Linked DNA regions of Homo sapiens: regions 1 and 3 are each linked to region 2. The links are chromatin loops, found by intact Hi-C in ENCODE. Cell type or tissue: endothelial cell of umbilical vein. All regions are shown on one strand.

Evidence for each region. Peaks named below come from ENCODE experiments on the same cell type or tissue, not always from the same donor. Only the 100,000 strongest peaks of a DNase experiment are listed, where the experiment ranks them.
Region 1: it touches region 2 in a loop (5-fold over the local background); 5 of 110 quality-filtered maps call a loop at or near these places.
Region 3: it touches region 2 in a loop (18-fold over the local background); 24 of 110 quality-filtered maps call a loop at or near these places.

Annotation. Positions count from the first base shown.
Region 1 is chr21:29,495,766-29,503,765 of GRCh38, reverse strand. It overlaps BACH1-IT3 (BACH1 intronic transcript 3), which reads right to left and starts at 7,719. Exons shown (of 2, transcript NR_146594.1): 1 at 7,528-7,719; 2 at 3,380-3,593. LOC105372770 (a long non-coding RNA gene) reads left to right here and starts at 7,845. Exons shown (of 4, transcript XR_007067840.1): 1 at 7,845-7,931. In endothelial cell of umbilical vein, a CTCF peak has its summit at 3,823; no DNase peak of the experiment used is centred here.
Region 2 is chr21:29,086,230-29,094,229 of GRCh38, reverse strand. It overlaps a transcript of MAP3K7CL not described here. Among named protein-coding and RNA genes, the nearest start is that of CCT8, 17 kb to the right of the region's middle. In endothelial cell of umbilical vein, a CTCF peak has its summit at 4,047 (motif pointing left); DNase peaks (open chromatin) are centred at 2,989 and 4,019; H3K27ac peaks cover 1,864 bases.
Region 3 is chr21:29,345,646-29,353,645 of GRCh38, reverse strand. It overlaps BACH1 (BTB domain and CNC homolog 1), which reads right to left. Exons shown (of 5, transcript NM_001186.4): 5 at 7,498-8,000. Among named protein-coding and RNA genes, the nearest start is that of BACH1-IT2, 23 kb to the left of the region's middle. In endothelial cell of umbilical vein, a CTCF peak has its summit at 4,957 (motif pointing right); a DNase peak (open chromatin) is centred at 4,975.

The sequences.
Region 1 (8,000 bases), 410 kb before region 2:
GGAAATGCCAGTATCCCAAATCCCTATTAATGCCTGCTGATTTTGACCCATAGTTCTCCCCTCCAAAAACACACAGATACACACACACACACCACATACTTCCAGTATTACCCAGACTCTGTGCACTTCCGAGTCAATATTTTTTACTCTGGTGGTTGGTCATACCAGCTTCTAGCATCACCATACCTTGAGCCCAGAACCAAATCTTCCCCACTAATATTCTTCAAGCCTGGACATAGTTTTCTCTCTTAACTCTCCAGAAAAACAAGAAAAGACGTAAAAGGAAGCCTCGGGAACCCCCAGGGTATTCACTCCCTTATAGGAAATGGCTCAATCCCAGCCCCTACATTCAACCATTCGTGGAATAGCTTTCTTTATTTTTAGTCCACAACTTAATTTTTTGAGCTGCTCAAAAAACAAAACCAAAAAAACAGTGTAGACTGTTCAACCATTCATAGTCCCATGTGGGAGACAATAAGTAAAATAAGCTAATGGAAGGAGGAGACAACTTCTAAAAGTCACCTTTACAACATAGCCCAGATAAAAAATACTCAATTTACATGAGCAAACAGCAGAATCTGGATGGCAACAGATGGAAATGTCAAGGTTTCCTCCTAAGAATCATAGATAACTACTAGTCTTCCATTTACAGAGCTTAAACGACCCCTTTAAAGAAGACATTCAGCTTCGAAAGATTGTAGGTTATTTTCTACAGGAACTTAAATTACCGGTAACTTCCACCCTAAAAAGGCAATTCTCTGTCTATATATTTGAAAATGTTATTTCTTCTTCCCCAGGCACCCCACTATGGAGTTTATTTTTTCTCAGTCTTTGAATGTAAGATGCAGTTGTTTTTGCCTGGAATGACTGAAGGGTTATTCTGCCTTTGAGCTATATATTAATTATTTCATTCTCTGGTTCCATAATTCTGTGCCACACATAAAATATTGTCAGTGTTGACTTGTCACTGAAGAGGACAGCCCTACCAATTATAGAGAGAAGTAGTTCTCAGTCTCTTCACTTCTCCGTTTCCTCATTGAGAAGCAGAAAGTGAGAAATAATTGCTAAAAAAGTCCCGCAGAGGCAGTGTGGGACATACCTAGGACTTGAGAGTGGCACCATTATGATTCTTTTTTTTGAGACAGAGTCTCGCTCTGTTGCCCAGGCTGGAGTGCAGTGGCACGATCTCGGCTCACTGCAAGCTCTGCCTCCCAGGTTCACGCCATTCTCCTGCCTCAACCTCCCGAGTAGCTACTACAGGCATGCATCACCATGCCCAGCTCATTTGTGTATTTTTTGTATTTTCAGTAGAGACAGGGTTTCACCATGTTGGCCAAGCTGGTCTCCAACTCCCGACTTCAGGTGATCCACCCACCTCGGCCTCCCAAAGTGCTGGGATTACAGATGTCAGCCACCATGCCCAGCCACCATTATGATTCTTTATGGTTCTTACCCACTAAACAAAATTGCCTTCTTTCCTTGAACATGAAAGGGACAGAGCACCTTTGGGAAGGTTTATCTTCTTCCAGTCTCTTCAGAAAATAACACCTCACATTTCTCCTACTCCTAATCTTCAGTAAGTGATGATGAGCCATTGTCCCTGCTACAACAAATTGCTACTTTAAAAAATTTACTTTCAAATTTAGACAGTTTCCACAAAGAAAGAACATTTTCATGCTAGATGCCTGATCTCCCAGAACACTATGCCCTTTTAGTGGAAAGGAAACCCAGCTGGTGTTCTAGAGAACAGAATCTTCACTGGCTCTGGTTGTTAAATTGCAAATCAAAATAAAATAAAAGATCTATATAAATAGGCATTACAAATGACTAATGAACAGAGCCTAAAGGCAAGATACATCAATAGCTTGGGAAATGCCCAAGTTTCTGCTTTTCAGCGTTGTTGGAAATACTATTAAGGACATTATGTTTCATTTTGCTTTCATCATTTGCTTAATAAAAATGCATGGTATGACATTCCCATTTATTTTTCTACTCTGAGAACATTAAGTCAAAAGCATCTCCAGTTTCACCCATCACCTAAAGAGTTATTTATCTGTGACTTTTGAATATGGCATTACATGTTTTTATACATTATAGCATCATCCTTGCAAAATGTGCCCAAAAATATGACTCTAGGTTAAACAAATAATAATAGTCATCAGGGAAAAATGAACTGGTGCTAGGCGAGGAAGGAAAAGATCATCTCAAGCTGAGTCCTCAAAAGAAATGTGAAGCTAATGAGGCAGATATGTGCCAAGGGGGTGGGGGAAGCCACAAATGACAAGTGTGACAGAGAATATTTCTGTGTCAGTAGGATCTTTTCAGAGAAAGAAAGGGAAATAAGAAAAGTTTCAAACTTAGAGCCAATCCCAGCACTTTGGGAGGCTGAGGTGGGCGGATCACAAGGTCAGGAGATCGAGACCAGCCTGGCCAACATGGTGAAACCCCGTTTCTACTAAAACTACAAAAATTAGCTGGGTGTGGTGGCACACGCCTGTAATCCCAGCTACTCGGGAGGCTGAGGAAGGAGAATTGCTTGAACTCCGGAGGTGGAGGTTGCAGTGAGCCGAGATGGTGCCACTGCACTCCAGCCTGGGCGACAGAGTGAGTCTCTGTCTCAAAAAAAAAAAAACAAAAACAAAAACAAAAAAAACCTAAGAGCCACATCTTTTTATGCATAATGAAGAACCAAAAAACGTGTTTTCATAGGAGAAATATTGATAATAAAATAAAAATTTTAAATGGATAATGTGGCAAAGATAGGACGCCAAGCAAAGGTTATCCTGGACACACAGAACATTTTAAGCAGCCTACTCCCATTCTCTCCTCAGCATGACTGTCAGTCTGCATAGAGTGACCTGAGAATTGAACCCAACAGATGCCTTGTGGCTTCTTGCAAAAGAGTCTTTCATTATCTTTGCCTGTGATCTCTCTTCATATGGTAAAATCTATAATGGGTCAATATCATTCCATTCACCATGACAGCATCTTGGGCTCCTCTCCATAAGGAAAGATGGGATTGGTGGCTTTGTGGCTGACCCTTTATCGCAAGGATGTATCATGTGCTTCCTATGTAAAATGGGAAGAATTTTACCAATTACATGAATTATTATTACTGTAACCTCTCCCCATTTACCCCACTAAAGTCTTCTTTGCTTGGTAGTACATTAAGAGCCAGAATGTGATAACCTCTGCCCAGCTCCCTTGCTATGAAAGGGCACTAAAATACTCAGGTCTGACTCTACTTTTTCTCAGCCTATCTGGGTTGGTCATTTTTATTCCTTCCATCCTACTTACCCATGTCATACTCTGGATATTTGAAAGAACTTCTGATCATGAATGATGGAGAGATATTGTAGAACCTAAAATGGGCTGCCAATTTTTTCATTTCACAAGTATTTATTGAGAACTTCCTTTGTGCCTGGAATTGTGTTCGGGGCTGGAGACATAAACCTGAGGGCTCAGGCAGCTCACTCTCAGGTGGAAGAGGCATCCTGGCTATAAATTATTGTGATAACAATGTGTTGGGTGCTTTTGGAGTTGTGAACTGTAGGCACCGCCTTCTCAGAGCTTCCAGAAAACAGCAGAGGGAGCTACAAAGTTTGGACAGAGTGGTCACGGGTCTATCCAAACTTCCCTAGTCCGCTATAGTGACCCCTATTCTGTGCTCTTCATTGTTTTCTTTGAAGAGCGCCCAGGCTCCCACCATCTGGAGGAGCAATAGGGGATGCCATGGCGCAGAGCTGCCCAGGCTGCCCTGCCTGCGGCCTGCTCTCTGCTGCCCCTGCAGGGCCTGCGGTAAATGGGCTCATTTATTCCCAGAAACATTTTCTTGAACCTAACAATATCCTCCATCATTTAAAAAGCAATTCCTGAATTCCCAGCTGCCACAGGAGGGCAGCAGAGACAGTAACCCTGAGCCAGAATCTCTCTACAGGGGCCCTGTGGCTCCCCACATCAGCCATGGGTGTGTGCTGACTTTTTTGCCTCGGGTATGGACAGGAGGTCGTTGAGAAGGGACCAAGCCAATTTCATTCCTCCCCAAGGGGAAGCATTTTTCTGAACCCCACTAGCACCCTCTCTTTGGGCCCACAGATCTTTTGCTTATCTCTTCTAAAAAGTGAAAGCATTAAAAAAAGAGAGAGAGAAAGACAGAGAGAGAGAGAACCCCACCACACCAGTGTTTCCTGTTTTTTCAACTTAACAAGCCAATTGTTTCTGTGTCTCTTTCCCGCTTGAAAAAAAGAATAAAGAATACACCCAAGGTTGCAGACAGGGTGGGGTTGGAGGAGGCCAGCCTTCAGGGAGAGTACTGAGCACCTATGGGGGAATGTGTCCCCAGTTCAGAAAGGTTTTCCCTCAGTCTTCGGCCATTCATGGCAGCCCTTGAGGAAAGACTCCCCTTGAGGAAAGACCCCCATAGACCAAGCTGGTTAGCCAGACACTGCGGCTCTTTCTTCATTTTTTCCTGGTTGGTACCAGCCCAAGGAACACAGACCCTAGTGTTACCTTCGCAATGTGCTCCCTATGTCCCAGGCAATTCATTAGCGTATTGGTTAGCAGGAATTTTTGCTCAGTAGCACATTAGAAAAGACCATGGAATATTGTTATTTCTAAAATTATTTTCTATTTTTCTTTTTTTTTCCTTTTTAATATTTTTTTATCTCTTCCTCCAATCAATCCCTCAAATTCCACCACCATCCACATTCTCCCGGGCTCCTGACAATTATGTTTAGCCCAACTCTAACCACAGGCTTCAGAGGCTGTTTCCTCCTGATTTTCCAAATGAGGCAAAATTGGAACCTCATTTTTGTGAGCTTCAAGCTCACAACCAGCAGCAACTCAGCGCATGCTTCTGCACACATGATGTGGACGTGCTTTTAATCTTTCTTGTACCTTTATAAGCAGATCCTCCCAGGCTTCTGCAGTGTAGGAGAACGGATATGGTTTTATTAAAAATAGTGTCTCAATTTCAATAGCTCTAAGTTCCCACCTGCTTGATGGCAGTGCTGAAGGGAGCCCCTCAGAGCCTCCTCTGCTATTCCAGGCATTCCAGGGTGGCTTTGCAGGACAGCAAGGAGGAAATCTGCTCCTGGACTTTGATTTCAACCTCATCTGCTGTCCACTGCCTGTACCACAGAAGGCACCTTGATGAGATATTGCTCCATGGCTTTCAGATCCTCTGAGAGAATAGGGGTCATGGATCTCTCCACTACAACTTTGGGTACTATTTGGTAGCCACCCCAAGGTCACAGGCCGCCTCAATAATACTAGGATCATGGTCGCAGTCACCTTTTCCACTTAAGCCCTGAAGTTGCTCTGTTCATGCTGGATTCGCAAGTCCTTAGGCTTCTGACTTAACCTACTCCCTTACTAGGGTTGAGAATTGGCTCTGCCATACTCTAGAAAGGGAGTAGGACACAAGTGCCCCCACTCCTTCCGTACCCTTATTTATTCTCTTCTTTCTCTTTTCTCCAGTTGCCTTTGTCCCTACAATGGGATGAATGGTGTCTTCTCAAAAGATATATCCAAAGCAATGTAAGTGCTGATCAATAGACAAATGAATAAAGAAAATGCGGTGCATATACCCAATGGAGTACTATTCAGTCATAAAAAAATGAGATCCTATCACTCATAACAACATAGATGGAACTGGAGGTCATTATGTTAAATGAAATAAGCCAGGCGTAGAAAGACAAACTTCGAATGTTCTCACTTATTTGTGAGAGCTAAAAATTTTTTTTAAATTGATCTCATAGAGATAGAGAGTAGAATGATGGTTACCAGAGACTGGCAAGGGTAGCTGGGGTAAGGAGTGGGGATGGTTAATGGGTATAAAAATATAATTAGATAGAACGAATAAGATCTAGTATTTGATAGTACCACAGGCTAACTACAGTCAACAATATTTTACTGTACATTTGAAAATAACTAAGTATAATTGGATTGTCTGTAACACAAAGAAAGGACAAATGCTTGAGGCAATGGATACCCTATTTACTCGGATGTGATTGTTACACATTGCATACCTGTATCAAAATATCTCATATACCATATATATATATATATATATATATACACACACATACTATGTACACACAAACATTAAAAATAAATAATTTTTAAAGATATATCCAATTGCTAACCTCCAGTACACATGAATGTGACCATATGAAAATAGGTCTTTTGTAGGTCTTCACAGATATAGTTAAGGATCTTAGAATGAGATCATCCTGGATTTCAGTTGCACCCTAAATCCAATGACTGGTGTCCTTACAAGAGAAAGGAGAAAGAGATTCTAGACACAGGAAGGAAGAAGGCCATAGGAAGATGGAGACAGAGATTAGAGCAATGCTGAAGATGAAGACAGAGATTGGAGTGATGCTACCACAAGCAAGAAACACCAGGAGCCATCAGAAGCTGGAGGGGGCAAGGAAAGATTCTCCCCTAGAGCCCTCAGAGGGAGTGTGGCCCTGCAGACACCTTGATTTAGGACTTCTCACTTCCAGAACCATGAGAGAATGCATTTCTGTTGTTTTAAGCCATCAAGCTTATGGTAGTATGTGGCAGTCCTATTCTCTCAGAGGGTGTGAAAGCAATACCTCATCACGATGCCTTCTTCATGACAGGCAATGGACAGCAGGCGAGGTTGAAATCATAGTCCAGGAGCAAATTTCTTCCTTGCTGTCCTGCAAGGCCACCTTGGAATGCCTGGAATAGCAGAGGAGGTTTTGAGGGGCTCCCTTTAGTGCCGCCATCAAGCAGGTGGGAACGTAGAGCTATTGAAATGTAGACGCTAATTTCAACAAAACCTCATAAAAATATAGCTGTCATCCTACTCCTGAAGCCCCAACCTGTCCTTCTACTTATTTCAGTGAAAAAAATTAAAACTCAGGCAAATAGAAACTGAAGTAAAAGATGCCTCCTAACCCCTCTAGGCACGAACAACTGAGTCCTAGCTGAGCACAGTCCTGGGTTCGTCTGGTGTCTTTTCCTTGAAGACCATTTTGTTGACACTCCTTAAACTTAAACACTAGATTTCTTAGGGTTCTTCCAGCTAATCTTATAGACACTAGTTAGACAACATGTGAATGGACTTAAAATTAATACACTTTAACTCTACCACTCACTTTGCAACTCAATGCACTCTCCCCTGCCCACCAACAAGCAAAACAAGCCATCCATAAGTTGAGAATTGCAGAACCTACAGTTCCTGTAATTTATGTCTAACTGCCCAAGATAAGGATTATTAGGTCTTTCCAGACTTCCTCACTCAGTATTCTAGTTGACAGCAGGCCTCTGTTCTCAGGCCACTCTCTGGAACAAACACATATTTGAATTCCTTCCAACCAACCAAACAAACAAACAAAAATAATAACGTTCTGTCTCTCCACCATGTTCCTCCCTGAAGAAGGAATAGATACTATTACTCTCTCCCCCTTGCCATACATAAGAGGCAGTCTTCTTGAAAGAGAAATAATCTTTGGGGACTATGGTTAAAAGCATCCATTTTGGCCTTAGACAGACCTATGTAAAGTCCTGGCTCCATAATTGAGCATGTTATTCTCTCCAGGTCTTGCTTCTTTCTTAACTAAAAGGGGAAGAGCCCCACAGTTATACTACAAGAACACAGTGAGATGAGGCAGTTGTAGAACTAAGTAAACAGAAAGGACTGTAGAGGATAAAATGGTAACGAGTCTCTGTACAGCCCAGGAAAAGGATAAGAAGGAAGGGTTTGGAGTTAAAGCAAACTCATGAAGGACTCCTAGACCTCTAGATGCGCCAACAAGGGACTGTTGCTCAGGCATCAGGAATCAACAGAAGGTGACTGAACAGCCACTGACACAGGCCCTACCCGTAGCTTCTACATCCCTCTTCCATCACAGCACAAGCACACAGAACCCTAATTGGTAGTGCCAGAGACGCAGCAGGTACTCAGAGATGGCTTACTTCCTGCATCCAGAAAGCTGAGCACATGGTGTCCAAGGGCAGGGGAGATG
Region 2 (8,000 bases):
TTGTGGGATGTTTAGGCTAGCCTCTGGCCTCTAGCTACTAGATTCTTGTACCATATCCCTGGTTGTGACACCCCAAAATATCTCCAGCCATTGCCAAATATCCCCTGGGGGAAAAATTGCCCCCAGTTGAGAACCATTGCCCTAGAGTAATTACTATGACCTAGATTGGTCCAAGCCTAAAGCATAACATATAAACTTACAAAAATGATATTCACAGATACATGACAATGTGACATAAACTAACCTTTAAACAGTTTACAGTTTACAAAGCACTTTCACATATAAGTCATTTGCTCCCCACAGTAATCCTAGAAGGAGGGTAATTATCATCATTCTCATCTTAGTGGTAAGGAAATTGAGATTCATACAAGTTACTTGATATGACCAGGGTTACTGCCTGCTAAGTGGCAGAGATGGAACTTAAACCTAGGTCCTTCTCGGCCGGGCGCGGTGGCTCACGCCTGTAATCCCAGCACTTTGGGAGGCCGAGGCGGGTGGATCGCAAGGTCAGGAGGAGATTGAGACCATCCTGGCCAACACGGTGAAGCCCCATCTCTACTAAAAAAAAAAAATACAAAAAATTAGCCCGGCGTGGTGGCGGGTGCCGGCAGTCCCAGCTACTCGGGAGGCTGAGGCAGGGGAATGGCGTGAACCCAGGAGGCGGAGCTTGCAGTGAGCCGAGATCACGCCACTGCACTCCAGCCTGGGTGACAGAGCGAGACTCCATCTCAAAACAAAAACAAACAAACAAACAAACAAAAAAACCTAGGTCTTTCTTTTTCATAAATAAAGAGAATTACCTTATTAAATGAGCTATGGAGGGGTTATTTCTAGTCTTTAACAATATTATTGCTCTTGGTAAAAAATTCAGTATTAGCTGAGAAATAATAGTTGTAGAGATACTCTTAACAGATTATTCAGTATGAAAAATGGATTGTGCATCCATAATAAGGGAAGCCTATCTGTAGATATTTACACAAGTTATTATATGAGCTATTATTTGGAAATAGAAGTCTTATGATAGTCAGCTGGGTGCAGGGGCTTACGCCTGTAATCCCAGCACTTTGGGAGGACGAGGCGGGCGGATCACTTGAAGTCAGGAGTTTGAGTCTAGCCTGGCCAACATGGTGAAACCCCATCTCTACTAAAAATACAAAACTTAGCTGGGCATAGTGGTACATGCCTGTAATCCCAGCTACTCAGGAGGCTGAAGCAGGAGAATCGCTTGAACCCAGGAGGTGGAGGTGGCAGTGAGCTGAGATCGTGCCACTGCACTCCAGCCTGGGTGACAGAGAGAGACTCCTTCTCAAAAACAAAAACAAAAAAGTCATAGTGAGCCTGAGTCAGAGACGTTGGAGAGATTTGTAATCAGTTAAGAGGAGTAAAAAAACAGCACAGTCGAACAAACTCAGGAATAGTCTTTCTCCTGTAAACTGCAGCCCCTGCCTGGTGAGAAAGTGAAATCACAATCCTAGCACATTGACTGAAGGAGATAGAAGAACACCCAGCACGTCGTAGAGCCATTGTCCTGCTCTGACCCAGATCCCTGCAGAATGAGGTGCTGCCCAACCAGCCTTAGGCTCCCATGGTGCAGTGTGTAAAAAGCCTTCAGAACCTGAGACTTCCAGAAAGTGGACGGAATACTCACCCAGAGGGGAGCTGGGGATTTCCACGGGCACAGTAATAGACTTTGGCTTCAGAGTGAGCATCCAATCGCCAGTAGCCAACTTGCTGACCTTTGGATTGTCCTCCAACATGGCCAAACTTGTTGCAGAGCATAAAACTGAAATACTAAATAAAGATCAAGGCCAAATCAAAGTCATGATGAGACAAATGACCCCGCACAGACCTTTTGATGTCAGTTCTTTTTTTCCCTGAGAAGAAATTGAAACCTCTTGCCTCCTCTTTAGAGAGGGTTGTTAATGGTTTAAATCTGGAAAGGTTTCTCATCAGGGGAAAGAGCACTGGGCTTGGACTCAGAATCCTGGATTCCAGTCCTGGATGTTCAACAGAGAAACCACTCAGCCTCGCTCTGCCTCAGATTTTTCTTATAAAAACAAAGAGAGCTGATTATAAGAACTCTAGGATTTCTACCACTTCTAGAATTCTACCCTTTACCAACATCTTAAATTTGCATTTAATATACTCCCCACTTGGGAGACACCATGCATAAAATTACAGAAGGCAGGATTTGGAGTCATGCAGGCCCAGCTTGCAATCCCAGCTCTGCAGTATTCTAGCTGGATTATGTTAGACAACTCCCCTAGCCCTCCCCATGCTCAGTTTCTTCATCTTTAAAACAAAGGTGATAACAACAGTATCCAACTCAAAAGGACTTTTGTGAATATTAAATGGAATTATATGTATAAACAATTAATACATAGTACCTGGTACATAGGAAGCACTCAGCAGATGGGAGTTACTATCATGTATTTGAGAATGGACAGGCCAGGTGCAGTAGTTCATACCTGTAATCCAAGCACTTCAAGAAGCCAAAAGCAGGAGGACTGCTTGAAGCCAGGTGTTCAAGACCAACCTGGGCAAAATAGCGAGACTCCATCTCTATGAAAAAAAAAGAAAGAAAAACTTAGCTGGATGTGGTGGTGCACGCCTGTGGTCCCAGTTACTTGAGGGGCTGAGGTGGGACAATTACCTGGGCCCAGGAGGTCAGGGCTGTAGTGAGCCATGATTCCACCACTGCATTCCAGCCTGCGTGACAGAGCAAGGGGCTGTATTGAAAAAATAAAAAAGAAAAAAAGAAAAGAAAATGTACACTCAGGAAAATAAAATTGAAGGACTTTTATTAAGAGCTATACCTCATTTTGTGATGGAGGGAACTAGAGTGACTTAAAAATCAACTGGCTAAAAACATTCTATTTTTTAAAATCTCAAAACTGTAAACGACAGTCTCTTAGAGGGAACACAGGCCATCTCATGTTTCCTGCATGATTCAAATTGGTGGATAATTAGTCATAAAGATTTTCTGAGTAAACAGCACCATTTGGTAATACACTGTTTTCTGCTGGTTTGGTTAGGGATGGAGAAATTGTGAATGAAAAAGGAATGTATATAGATGTGTTGTCCAGTACAGTTGCCACTGGTACCATGTGGCTATTCACAGCTTAAAATGTGACCAGTTCAAGAGGAGAGGTGCTGTAAATGCAAAATTCACAGCAGATTTCAAAGATTTGGTACCAAAAAAAGTAAAATATTCAATAAAATGTTTATATTGACAAAATGTTGAAATGATAAAATTGGTAAGTTGGAGTAAATAAAATATTTTAAAATGAATTTTACCTCCTTTTTAGTTTTTTAATGTGACTATTAAGCAATTTTAAATTACATATATGGCTTGCATTATATTTCTATTGACCAATGCAGTATAGAGAGGAAAAATAAGAACACACATACACAAAGAGCAAGAAAAAAAACGAAGTCCCGGGGATGCAGCAATTTTAAAAAAAAAAAAAGTGAGGAAGGCCACAGGCTTGATGATCCTGGCTCCATGCAAAAAAAGTCACTAAAATTGATTTTTCTATTAACAAAGAAGCTGCCGGGCGCGGTGGCTCACACCTGTAATCCCAGCACTTTGGGAGGCCAAGGCAGGCGGATCACGAGGTCAGGAGATCAAGACCATCCTGGCTAACACAGTGAAACCCTGTCTCTACTAAAAATACAAAAAATTAGCCGGGCATGGTAGGGGTGCCTGTAGTCCCAGCTACTCGGGAGGCTGAGGCAGGAGAATGGCGTGAACCCAGGAGGCGGAGCTTGCAGTGAGCTGAGATTGCACCACTGCACTCCAGCCTGGGCGACAGAGTGAGCCTCTGTCTCAAAAAAAAAACAACAAAACAAAACAAAGAAGCTAATAGAGATTGCATTCCCTACGCCTTTTACGTATTTCATTTTGTAACATTTGGTAGAAGAAAGAAAAGAGAAGTTGTGCCTTCCTCACTTCTTTCATTGAATAATCTCTTTTAATCTTATAAAACATTGTGTCCTCTTTTGGTCATAAGTGGATGGAAAGACATAAAAATAAGGAAAGTGCACCCTCTGCAGGCTACTTAGCAATACAGAAATACTAAACAGCAAAGTTCTGTAAAAAATACTGCAGAATGAATAAATGAATGGATGAGTTAACATTTCACATTACTGCATCTACTGCTGTCATCACTGATTCAATAATGGTGAAAATAAAGGCAAGGAAATGGGTCGAATAGTATCAAAATTATTAGGTTATATCAATTCTTTCTTTTTTCCTTCCCTCCTGCCTTCTCTCCCTCCTTCCTGTCTTTCCTCCTTCTTTCTTATTCTCCTTACTCCCTTCCTTTCTCCTTTTTTCCCTTCCTCCCTCCCTCTCTTCCCTTCCTCCCTCCCTCTCATCCTTCCCTCCTTCCTGCTTCCCTCCCTTCCTCCCTTTCTTCCTTCCTTCCTTCCTCTTTTTTCTTGCTTTCACTCTTGAACAGCTTAGACACATCTTGTTTGGAAATCCTATATAAAGACAGAAGGCAAAAGGCCAAACTCAGCCTAGAGATTTATGCTGTTTATTTCAGTACAGTTTCCTTGTGAGGTTAATGCTTCATTCATGTTTCTAAATCCAATCTGGCAGACAAAGTAAAGAAATAATAAGGCCACAAACATCACCAGCCACAAGCTTAATGGTGTCAAGTATGTGATTATAAGCAGCCCCTAACTTAGGAAAGGGTTACCTTCCCAAAGGCAGTTTATATTTTGGTTGTTTGGAACGAGAAATCTTTTTCTCATTTTTTCTGGGCCAGTTCACAAGGGCACAAATACGTATTAACCCATAATGTATGTGAGATAGATAATAATAACATCATTATTTTTACTTTATCAAACACTAATATATAACAGTATTTTTATGGAAAAAGACAAATGTAAGGCCCATCTTGGGCTCTCAGATTATCCTTCTTTCTGCAGGTGGTGTGAGCAGTCTTCTCCCAGTTTCTTGATTCAGAGATGAGGGTTATGTCTGGGAGATCCATGCCAGACAACCCCAGGACCAGTGTCTTTTTTTTTTTTTTTTTTTTTTTTTTTTTTTTTGAGACGGAGTCTCGCTCTGTCACCAGGCTGGAGTATAGTGGTGCGATCTCGGCTCACTGCAACCTCTCCCTCCTGGGTACAAGTGATTCTCCTGCCTCAGCCTCCCAGGTAGCTGGGACTACAGGCATGCACCACCACATCTGGCTAATTTTTGTATTTTTAGTAGAGACGGGGTTTCACCATGTTGGCCAGGCTGGTCTTGAACTCCTGACCTAGTGATCTACCTACCTCGGCCTCCCAAAGTGCTGGGATTACAGGCATGAACCACCACGCCTGGCCAGTATCTTGTTAGCACTCTTTAGTGCAAAACAAGGAAGCTAACTCACAGGTACAGTCACACCCCAAGATTTCTGAACTGGAGAACAAAGAAAAATTAATATCATCATCAGAGAAAGCAGCGCCCAAATGGTAGACTCTCTCTGCTTTCTTCAACACACACACATGCACACACACTTTCCTGTGTCACCAACACTCATTTTATAGATTGGGCATCTGTAGGTTAAGACTGACTGTAATGATAACCAGGCTTCAATAGCTTTAAGAAATACAGCACTAGTGTTATGGAATATATTTCCTATTAGCATTTTTATTATTCACAGCGTAATTTAAGACCAATTTAATTCCTTTTAACCTATTAAACAAAACTAGCGTGGTTAAATTAAACTTTGCAGTGTGTAAAATAACTTAAGGAGAGCTTATGAAAGGGAATTTGGAATAACTCAGAAATTATATTTATTGCTTACACATAATTCAAAACAGTGCGAAAATGTAATGCAATCTGTAAACTTGTGTTTTTGTCAAACAGATTATATATTTTAAAATAAACACTTGCAGGAAAACACAACAAAAGGTGATAGCATTTATTATTTGCTTTTTCTTATGGTTACATTTAAACTTTTTAATCCAGAATATATACAACAGCCTAAATTGTGTGCCTATTAAAGCTTCACCTTTCATAGTTAAAATGCTGAAAAAAAATAAAAGCATCTATCTTGATCAGAGTTATGAGAACACAAGTGAAATGTTTTTCCAGCTCTGCTCTCTCTTGAGTGCAGAGACATACACTTTGGAGCTTTTGAGAAATATGGTCCCTATCTAATGCACAGTGGTTCAACGAAGAAGCTCTTACTCACTTAGTGAGTAGATTAAAATACAATCGTAATTTCCTCTTTGGGAAGCTAAGTGTAGTTTTAAGCTATAATCTTTATGTGATTCCAGGTGTGATGTACAGAAATCTCATAGTGTTGTATAGCATGATCATTAAGAAAATGAGCACGACCGGGCGCGGTGGCTCACACCTGTAATCCCAGCACTTTGGGAGGCCGAGGTGGGCGGATCACGAGGTCAGGAGATCGAGACCATCCTGGCTAACTCAGTGAAACCCCGTCTCTACTAAAAATACAAAAAATTAGCCGGTCGTGGTGGTGGGAGCCTGTGGTCCCAGCTACTCAGGAGGCTGAGGCAAGAGAATCGTTTGAACCCCGGAGGCGGAGCTTGCAGTGAGCGGAGATCGCGCCGCTGCACTTCAGCCTGGGAGACAGAACAAGACTCTGTCTCAAAAAAAAAAAAAAAAAAAAAAGAAAAAGAAAATGAGCATTAGATTTACAGTTAAATCCTGCATAAACCATTTAGGAGATATACGACCTAAGACATAGCTTAACCTCTCTGTTCTTTAGCTTCTTCATCCAAAAACTGAGGTTCATTCATTTATTGAACACTTAACATGTGCCAAGCACTGTTCTGAGAACTGGGAACATAATTAAAAAACATATTTGGTCCAAATTCTCAGGAAGATTACATCCAAATTGGCAGAGATAGAGAGTTTTTAAAATTAATTAATGTGAAAATGTTTAGGGAGTATTAGCTTTTAGGATAAAAATAAAATAGGGTGATGTAAAAGGAATATTGAGGAAGTTCCTGAAGACAGAGTTGTCAAGGAAACCCTCTCTGGGGAGACGAGATTTAATCTGGGACCTGAAGGAGGCATCAACCACACTAAGGTCTGGGAGAAGAGAGGTCCAGGCAGAAGGAAAAGCTGGTGAAAAAGTCCAGCAGAGAGAATGAGTGTGGCATGTCACAAGAACAAAAAGAAGGTAGTGTGGCTGGGGCAGAGCAAGTGGAAAAGACGCAGGACATGAAGTAGGCAGGAGCTAGATCATGCCACTCCTTAGAGGAACTGGTTTAGAGTTTGGTTTTTATTTTAAGTACAGTTCAAAGCCATTGGAGGACTTTCATCAGGATGGTCGTGAAGACTGAGATAACACGCATAAAGCACTCAGCACAATGTGCAGAGTGAATACTCAGGAAAGGGGGACGTCATCATAATCATTGTTGATATATGATAAAACCCTAACATACAATATGTGAAGTCCAAAATATTTATTACTTTAAAACTCAGGGTCAAGTTATTGCAAGATTAATGAAGAAAGAACAGGGCCTTAGCAGAGGATAGGAGTCTATTGCCAATCACCACCTGGCCAGATTCTCGTTACTGTGGGGCAGGCTTTACTATATTTCTTGCCATCATTATCATTCTCACCATCAGCTTTATTATCAATGAAACTTAAGTAAAATCTTAGGCCAGCACTGCTCATCACGGAAGTGAAATGTTGATCAGCCTAGAGCAAAATGAATCTGAAGGAGCAATACTCAATGCTGTGGTCACTATGAAATGACACCAACATTCCTTAATTTCCCCCAGAGCATCATCAGGTAAGCGGACTTTCTGTTTTCCAAGCTGGGTGGGAATCCTTCCACTCATTTTCCAGAGCTGGTGGGCAGCAAACACTTACGGGGCCATGAACCTCGAGAAGTTCATTTCAAGCTGGAACTCACATAGATGTGCCAATGATTTTTCCTGGCCACATTTTATCATCTGTGCCTGCTCTTTCTCTAAGAACACCATATAAAGCAGTCCTTACTCCACGGATCATTTAGTT
Region 3 (8,000 bases), 260 kb before region 2:
CTCTATCTTCTCCAAAAAACTCTTCTTAGTCTTTTCAACCACCTCTGTAGGCTGGAGGTGGGTGGTCAGCTAAGAATTCCAAAAACACTTCTTGGCCAGTTCCTTCTCAAATGCTGCAAAGGAGATGGAGGTGAATTTTGGCAAGTTGGAGGAACAGAGAGGGGACCTCTGACAAAAAGGTACTAAGAAAAGAAGGGGGTTGTGACACGTGGCATGTGGCTAGTGGGTACTGAATTGGATGGTACCATTCTATACAAGACGATGAAAGCTTATTGCGTGCTAGCTGTGTCATGGGGCCTTCTGGTAGACACTCTTCCATACATTGTTTCATTTGATTCTTACTACAACCATACAAGATTGGTTATTTCCTCTATTTTTTACTTACAACTTAGCCAAAAATAATTTGCAATGTGTAACCACTAAAACTCACTTCACCTCCTTCAGTTCTTACATCTTCTCAGTGAGGCCTTCCATTGCCATTTCTTAGAAAACTGTAACCGGCCAGGCACGGTGGCTCTTGCCTGTAATTCCAACACTTTGGGAGGCCAAGGCAGGCAGATCATGAGGTCAGGAGTTCAAGACCAGCCTGGCAAACATAGTGAAACCCCATCTCTACTAAAAATACAAAAATTAGGCTGGACACAGTGGCTCATGCCTGTAATCTCAGCACTTTGGGAGGCTGAGGTGGGTGGATCACCTGAGGTCAGGAGTTCAAGACTGGCCTGGCCAACACGGTGAAACCCCATCTCTACTAAAAAATACAAAAATTAGCCAGGTGTGGTGGCGAGCACCTGTAGTCCCAGCTACTTGGGAGGCTGAGACAGGAGAATTGCTTGAACCTGGAAGGTGGAGGTTGCAGTGAGCTGAGATCATGCCACTGCATTCTAGCCTGGGCAACAGAGCAAGACTCCATCTCAAAAAAAAAAAACAAAAACAACAACAACAACAAAAACAAATATTAGCCAAGTGTGGTGGCACGCACCTGTAGTCCCAGTTACTTGGGAAGCTGAGGCAGGAGAATCACTTGAACCTGGCAGGCAAAGGTTGCAATGAGCTGAGACTCCAGCCTGGGCAACAGAGCAAATTAAAGAAGGCATTCAATGCGGTGAATTGATTTGAATTTTCACGAGGTGTGAGTAGAAGTTTGAGTCAGTCTTACTTTGCTATCGAGGACCAGAAGTCCCAACATGAAAGACATACATATAAGGAAATTCTATCTGAGAGACATTAAGTAATTTTCCTTTGGCTATACTGTGGCTAAGCATCAAAACCAGGCTTCAAAACTAGGTCTAGGCCGGGAGCAGTGGCTCACGCCTGCAATCCCAGCACTTTGGGAGGCCGAGGCGGGCGGATCACTTGAGGTCAGGAGTTCAAGACCAGCCTGGCCAACACGTGAAACCCCGTCTCTACCAAAAATAGAAAAATTAGCCAGGTGTGGTGGTGCACACCTATAATCCTAGCTACTTGGGAGGCTGAGGCAGAAGAATGGCTTGAACCCAGGAGGCAGAGGTTGCTGTGAGCTCTGATCGCGCCACTGCACTCCAGCCTGGGCAAAAAAGTGAGACTCCATCTCAAAAAAAAAAAAAAAGAAAACTAGGTCTGTCTCACTGCAGGTTTATGTTCTTTCTATTCCTCCCCATAGTTCCTGTACTTTCTGAAGGGGCTTGGATTTGTAACTGAGTCATTGCTTAAATTTCTGCAATTCTTTTAGTCCTTAAGTGCATACTTCATACTCAACCTATTTTAAGTATGCTGGCAGCTGTCTGCTCTCCCAGGCCCTAGTAAACACAAGTTCAGGCCATTAAGTGCTTTTACTAGCCAAATTCTCCTACCTTATCTTAGCAGCTATGTGCTCTACTTCTCATTCCTGTGTTAAACTTCATCCTTGATTCCACATTAAGCTTCCCTCCCAGATGTTACTGTTTAGCTGAAACAGAGCTGTCTGAGCAGGTATCCAGAGTTCTCAGAATGGTATGGAACACTTCTTGGCACATCAGATTTTCCACAGAACCCTGAAACAGAACCCCTCAAATATCAGATGTTGAGCATAATAGATGAGGTCTTCTAAAGCCCAGAGTAAACGCTCAAATGAGATGAAAACACAGTGCTTAAAAAACGAGTTCCTTCTTCAGAAAATCTTATTCTTAAGGTTTTAATAGTAGTCCTGTGCCCAGCAGTTAAGGCTATCATTTAAATCAAAGCAAGGAAAACATAAGCATGCTTATTTCACAAAGGAAGATTCTCTGAAATTAATAGCTCAAAACAGAACTACTGTCAGTTTCTGAGGTGGACCAAATAGGTATTACTTTAGAAAGCTTAAGTTATAGTGGATATTTTCATATAGCGTGCTGGGTATTGTTAACAGGATCTCCTGCCAAGAGATTCACATCACATGGGAAACCTGCATATCAAGATGGTATCTGGAAAATTATTTAGGTCCGGTCTCCTGAAAGAAGGAAATTAACTGTTTAGAAAACAGCTGACTTTCGGGACAGTGATTAAGTATAAACTAAGAGTGCAGAATGAAAATGGTGTCTGTTTTAAAGGATGGCTGTTTTAAAATGAAAAGGTAATGTGCTCAATTTTTAAATATTTTCCATGATCTTTGCATTTATACTTTAAGAATAAGATGAGGAAGAGGAAAAAGAAGTGTTTGCAGTTAAACACAAGGTCAGGCTTGGCTTTTAAACCTGAACCTATGTTCCCGCTAGTAGTGGAGTGTGCAGATGAGAGGGCAAGTTCGTGGCTTTCATGGGAGTCTGCTCCTCTTCTGGGGTATCTTTCTCTTTCTCTTCTTGCAAGCTTCTCAAAGCCCCCAGACTCTGCCTCCACGTAATTCCTTTCCACATTCTTCCCTTCACCTTCTACACTCTGACCTTGGAACATGATCTTCCCTCAACCTCTTTGCTCCCCTCATCCCTGCAGAGATGGAGTGCGCTGGCTGATTGATAAATCTGAAAATAACTGGTTGTCCTCTGCCCTGCATGGCCATTCTTCCTCTTGGGATGTGCCCGTCTCCAAATAGCACCACTAGCACTCTACGCCTCCACACCACCATGCTGATTAGCGGAGTATAGGTGGTGCTATGCTGCCCAGAGGAAAATCTCCCTTCATGGAAACCAAGGGTGGAAAAGTTACTTCCCTCTAACAAGAAACAACCTGATAAGGTCAACTTGACTCATTCTGGAGTTTGCACTAGGCTCTCACGCTAAGCTACTCCATTATCAGCAACTGAGGTTTTGTTTTGGTTTCCCATCTACCATTCCTTTATTTTCTCTCTCAAATTCTTCATAGCTCAGGAAAGGAATATGCAATGTTCCTTTGGAAACCCAACATTTGGCAGGGCGGCATTGTATACAGACATTGAAAAATCAAAACCAGAAGAGCAGAGTTTGGGTAGTAAGAGACGCATGTGATTGGGAGTCTTGTGAACCACGGGGTGCAGTAGAGGCCGTGACATTTTACCTTCGATTGTATGTGGAGGTTTGTATTAGGCCAAGTGGGTTTTTACAGGAGTGACGTTGGTCTGGGTAAGAGGTTTTAAAGCAGGCTGTGAGCATATTGAATCTAGAGGATCGTTGTGGCTTGTGGTGTTTTTCCTCAGAGAATGACTTTCTGTGGAGCCCTAACTGGTCTCCTTAGGCCTTTGGAGAGGCTGGTGGGGAGGGGCATCTTAAGTGAAAGGCGCAAGGACTTCAGAAGAGATATGGAGCGCCTCTCATAGTGCAATTCCTTCAGGGACTCAGGAGTTTAACTGGCTCAATGCCAAGAGTCTAAGTGGCTCAGCATTAATGAGACACTCACAAGATTATCACAGCATTTGCACCACCTGTTTTGAAATCAAGCCAATCCCCAGCCAAGACAGCAGCTGTCCAAGAAAAATTATATTCTTAGAACACGGTACCTGGTGCACCCAAAGGCTGTGGAAGGTACTCAGTGGTAACTGAGGCAAGGAAAGTCAATGGGGAAAATCCTTACATTAGCTTCCCCCTGATGCCTGTCAGTCAACACCCACTTTCTGGAATGTACTACCCATGATCTTAAACCCAACTGGCAGAAATTCCCTCCACACCTCTCACGGACTGCAAGAGGCCCTAGAAAGTGGGTGCAACATGGAATAAATTAAATGTGGGCAGCAGCCGCCGGTGGGCCCCTCTCCATCAACAGCAACATAGCAGTTTCACAGGGAAAGGCCCAGCGCCCACAGGTGCTTGGCAGGGCAGGTGGCCTCAAGATGCCACTGCTGCAGTTTCCAGGGGAAAAGCAGACTTCACAGGCCTTTTAGGTGTAGCTGGGAAAAATAATAGGTACTGATTTTCACCGATTTTCAAGGCAGCTGGGTTCCAACGTACTACAGAGTGCTTGTAAGGTTCTAGCTTCTAACTGGTAGCGCCAGGCCACTGTGGCCCTTGCTGTATCAGCCACCCCAAATTCCATTCTGCATTCAGGCACAAGGAGGGAACCATGAAGGGACCTTGGATCCATGTGGTTCATCTGTAGTTGATTCTGGACTGCTTAAATCTATGTAAAGATAGATTTTTTTTTTTTTTTTGAGACGGAGTCTCACTCTGTCGCCCAGGCTGGATAGCAGTGGCGCTATCTCGGCTCACTGCAAGCTCCGCCTCCTGGGTTCACGCCATTCTCCTGCCTCAGTCTCCTGAGTAGCTGGGACTACAGGCACCTGCCACCACGCCCGGCTAATTTTTTGTATTTTTAGTAGAGATGGGGTTTCATCGTGTTAGCCAGGATGGTCTCAATCTCCTGACCTCGTGATCCGCCCACCTCAGCCTCCCAAAGTGCTGGGATTACAGGCGTGAGCCACCCTGCCGGGCCGTAAAGATAGATTTAAGACGCCTCCTCCATCCCTAGGAGGCAACTTTCTTAGGCCTAAACATGCATTCTGGCTCAGGCCTGAAAACGCCTGTATACAGGGATGTTGGCTCAGAGCCCCTAGAGGGAGCCCTCACTCAACAGTCCAGGTACCAGAAACAGCTTGTTGGAAGGGGAAATGTAAATTAAGGTGTCATGCAATGGTGGTCTTTCCCCCAGGAATGATCAGTGTATACGGCCAAAATTAAGCCCTTTTTGAGCGTCCTTCCAATAGAAATTAGGATCACGAGTTGTGAGTTACAGAACACTGGGGCATCTTTGGGGAACTGAAACCAAGATTTTTTTTTTTTCCAGATACTATTGAGGTTCTACTATGGTCTCTGGCAGCACTAGGTACTGAGCTGTGGGAGCAGTGTTGTATGGGATGACTGCTTTAGTACCTGGGAATTAGCTTGTTTCGAAACAAGGGTGGTTGTGGGGCCAAGGCTATGATAATTTTGTGGTTAACTCTTCTGACTCTAAAGTGAGCACATCAGAGACTCAGCCTCAAACCTAGTTCCTTCTGGAGCACGGTAGGAACAACCACTCTCTTAAAGACAACTCCAGCTACAGCCTCTTGAAAGAATCTCAACTGGACCTAGGCATCAAAAACTCCTCTGGCCAAGGCTGATCTGAATGAGAAATCTGGCAGGATAGTCTTGGGATTTATTTTTCTTAAAGTTTTGTACTTCGAACTCAGGTGGACAAAATAATTTGATTTGCTTTAGTTCCTTTAGACTTTAATGCCTTTAGATTTTTTTTAATCCAAAGGGACTTAATCTTTGAATTTTTTTCTCTAAAAGTTGAATAATAAAAGTTAAACTTCCATTCAAATTTGGATATCATTATGTTGCTAGCATTTTATTCCTGGACTTTCATGCATTTTCTTATGGGAATGTTATGTTGGGATCTAATCTCAATGCAGAACATCTGATATGCTACATGCTACACGGGACGATGAGGTAGGAGAGAATTAGGGATGAGAAAAATGTTCAGTCTTTGGTACAGAGTAGCCTTTGAATTCATTTACTTACTAGTACACTGCTGGATCCAGAGCCTTCTGAGACCAAATGTTCACTGACAGCCCAAGCCAGTCACACCTGCAAAGGCTGGTGTTGGGAAGTGGCCTCAAAGGTGAGAGGAGGTCTGCCCTCTGGAACAGATGCTCTCCTCCTCCAGGCCATCAGTCACAGCCCTGGTTGAGCAATGGGCCAATGTTTCAAGAGAACTTAAACTGGGGAGCATGAAAGGGGAACACTCTTCCCTAAGACTTCCCTAGTTTAAATCTCCAGGGCAAGAAACACCCTCTGGCCTTTGTACTTCCACTTTGTACTTTGTCCTGGCCCTGATGTAGTAGTCCCTGATTCTAATGAGTAAATTTTTAGCGTCATTAAGTCTACTTGGCTCGGCCCACCCCTTACTTGTGGAATTTGCTCCCTGTTTACATTTTTCTGCTCCTCTAAGAGCTCTGCCCCTTTTGGGGTCGTCCAAGGTGACCGGTGGATGGATTAAGTCTGCCTAATTCCAGAATGCACTTTTAGCAGGTTCACTGGGCTAAACAGCTAGAAAGCCATGGTTCCAAGCTGGGTTCCATCAGCGATATGGACTTCACCTACTTTTTATTTCTCAAATGGTTCAAAACTCTGGCCAGGGAAAGGGTGCTATTTTTGGCCTTCCTCTAAACCCTCAATACCTACTACCTATACTTCTGTTGCTCTTAAAGCCCTTACAGTCTAACCTCAGACCTTCGATAACTTAAGTCAATCTGGGTAGGGCAAGATGCTGGGACACCCACTGGTGAACACTCAAGTGGGGGCCTTCCTCCTTCTCCCTCTCACTGTGACAACCTCCTTCTGTTCCTTTAACACGCCAGGCTTATTTGTGCCAAGTGGCCTCCTCTCCCCAGAGACCATCTTCTCCCGATTCAGACTACAATCTTTCAAAGCTTGGTGAAATCCCACGTTTCTCACCCTGTCTCCTTTGAACTCTTGCAGCCACCACACTATCTCACACAACTGAGCACTTTCTTACAAGTCATCTTGATTCCATCGTTGGTCTAGTCAGGGTTTCTCAATGTCAGCCAGATCGATACCCTGGGTGGGTAATTGTTGTGAGGGCTGTCCTGGCCTCTGCCCCTAGAAGCCATATCCTATACCCTGCCCCCGAGATTTGTGTCTCTGGGAACTGCCAAGTGTCCCCTAGGCAAGCAAAATCATCCCCAGCTGAGAATCACTATGATTAGACCAGAAGACTTTGCCCTGGATGGCCAATACCGCTGAGCAGCTGCCCAAAGCTTGGTCAGAAGGGCCTGGTTGGAAATTGAATAGGATACAAAGAGCTGACTCGGCAGATAAGTTTTTAAAACTTAATGACTGATAGAGATAATACCCCTTAAGAGTCCCTATACTTCTCTATCCAAACTAACATTAAGTAAAATCAGAAGCAAAGCTAAAATCTGTGCTTCCTAAAACACCTGAATGCTGGAATTTTTTTTTTTTTGAGGCATGATTATCATCAACTAAGGAAAGATTCTCTCCTACAAATTCAGATATACTAATTACCGATCAAAAGACTAAACTGAGTAAATCCACATGAAGTGAGAAAATGAAAATGGAATGTACAATTCTATTCAATTAGAAGCAATTTTAGAGAATTTTATTTAACTGTCAACTTATCACCAACATCTAACATTTTTTAGTTCAGGTACATTTGGGTAAGAACATTAGGGAGAAATGTAAATTAAATACTATGAAACTATGCTTTTAATGAAACATGGTCTCAGTAAAATATGGACACAAAAGTTTAGTGGTTTTATTGCATTGTTAGAAAATTATATTATGAAAGATATAAAAAAATCAATGTTTTTCTGCTTCTTTTATAATCAGTATGCCATCTTCTACCATTATGGCTTTAATTTTCATTCTACCCAACAAGTTTCAAAGAATAGTTTATTACATGCCTTAATAAAACATTTAAAATATTTACAGATTCAAAATAGATGTTTTATAACTGAAAAAAGTTCACCTGAGAATTCACCGTAACATTGCCATTTTTTTCCCAAGTTGTTAATGTGACTGAGTGTCCACATGCAACCTGTATCGTCTACTGCATCTAACATACTTATTTCCTTA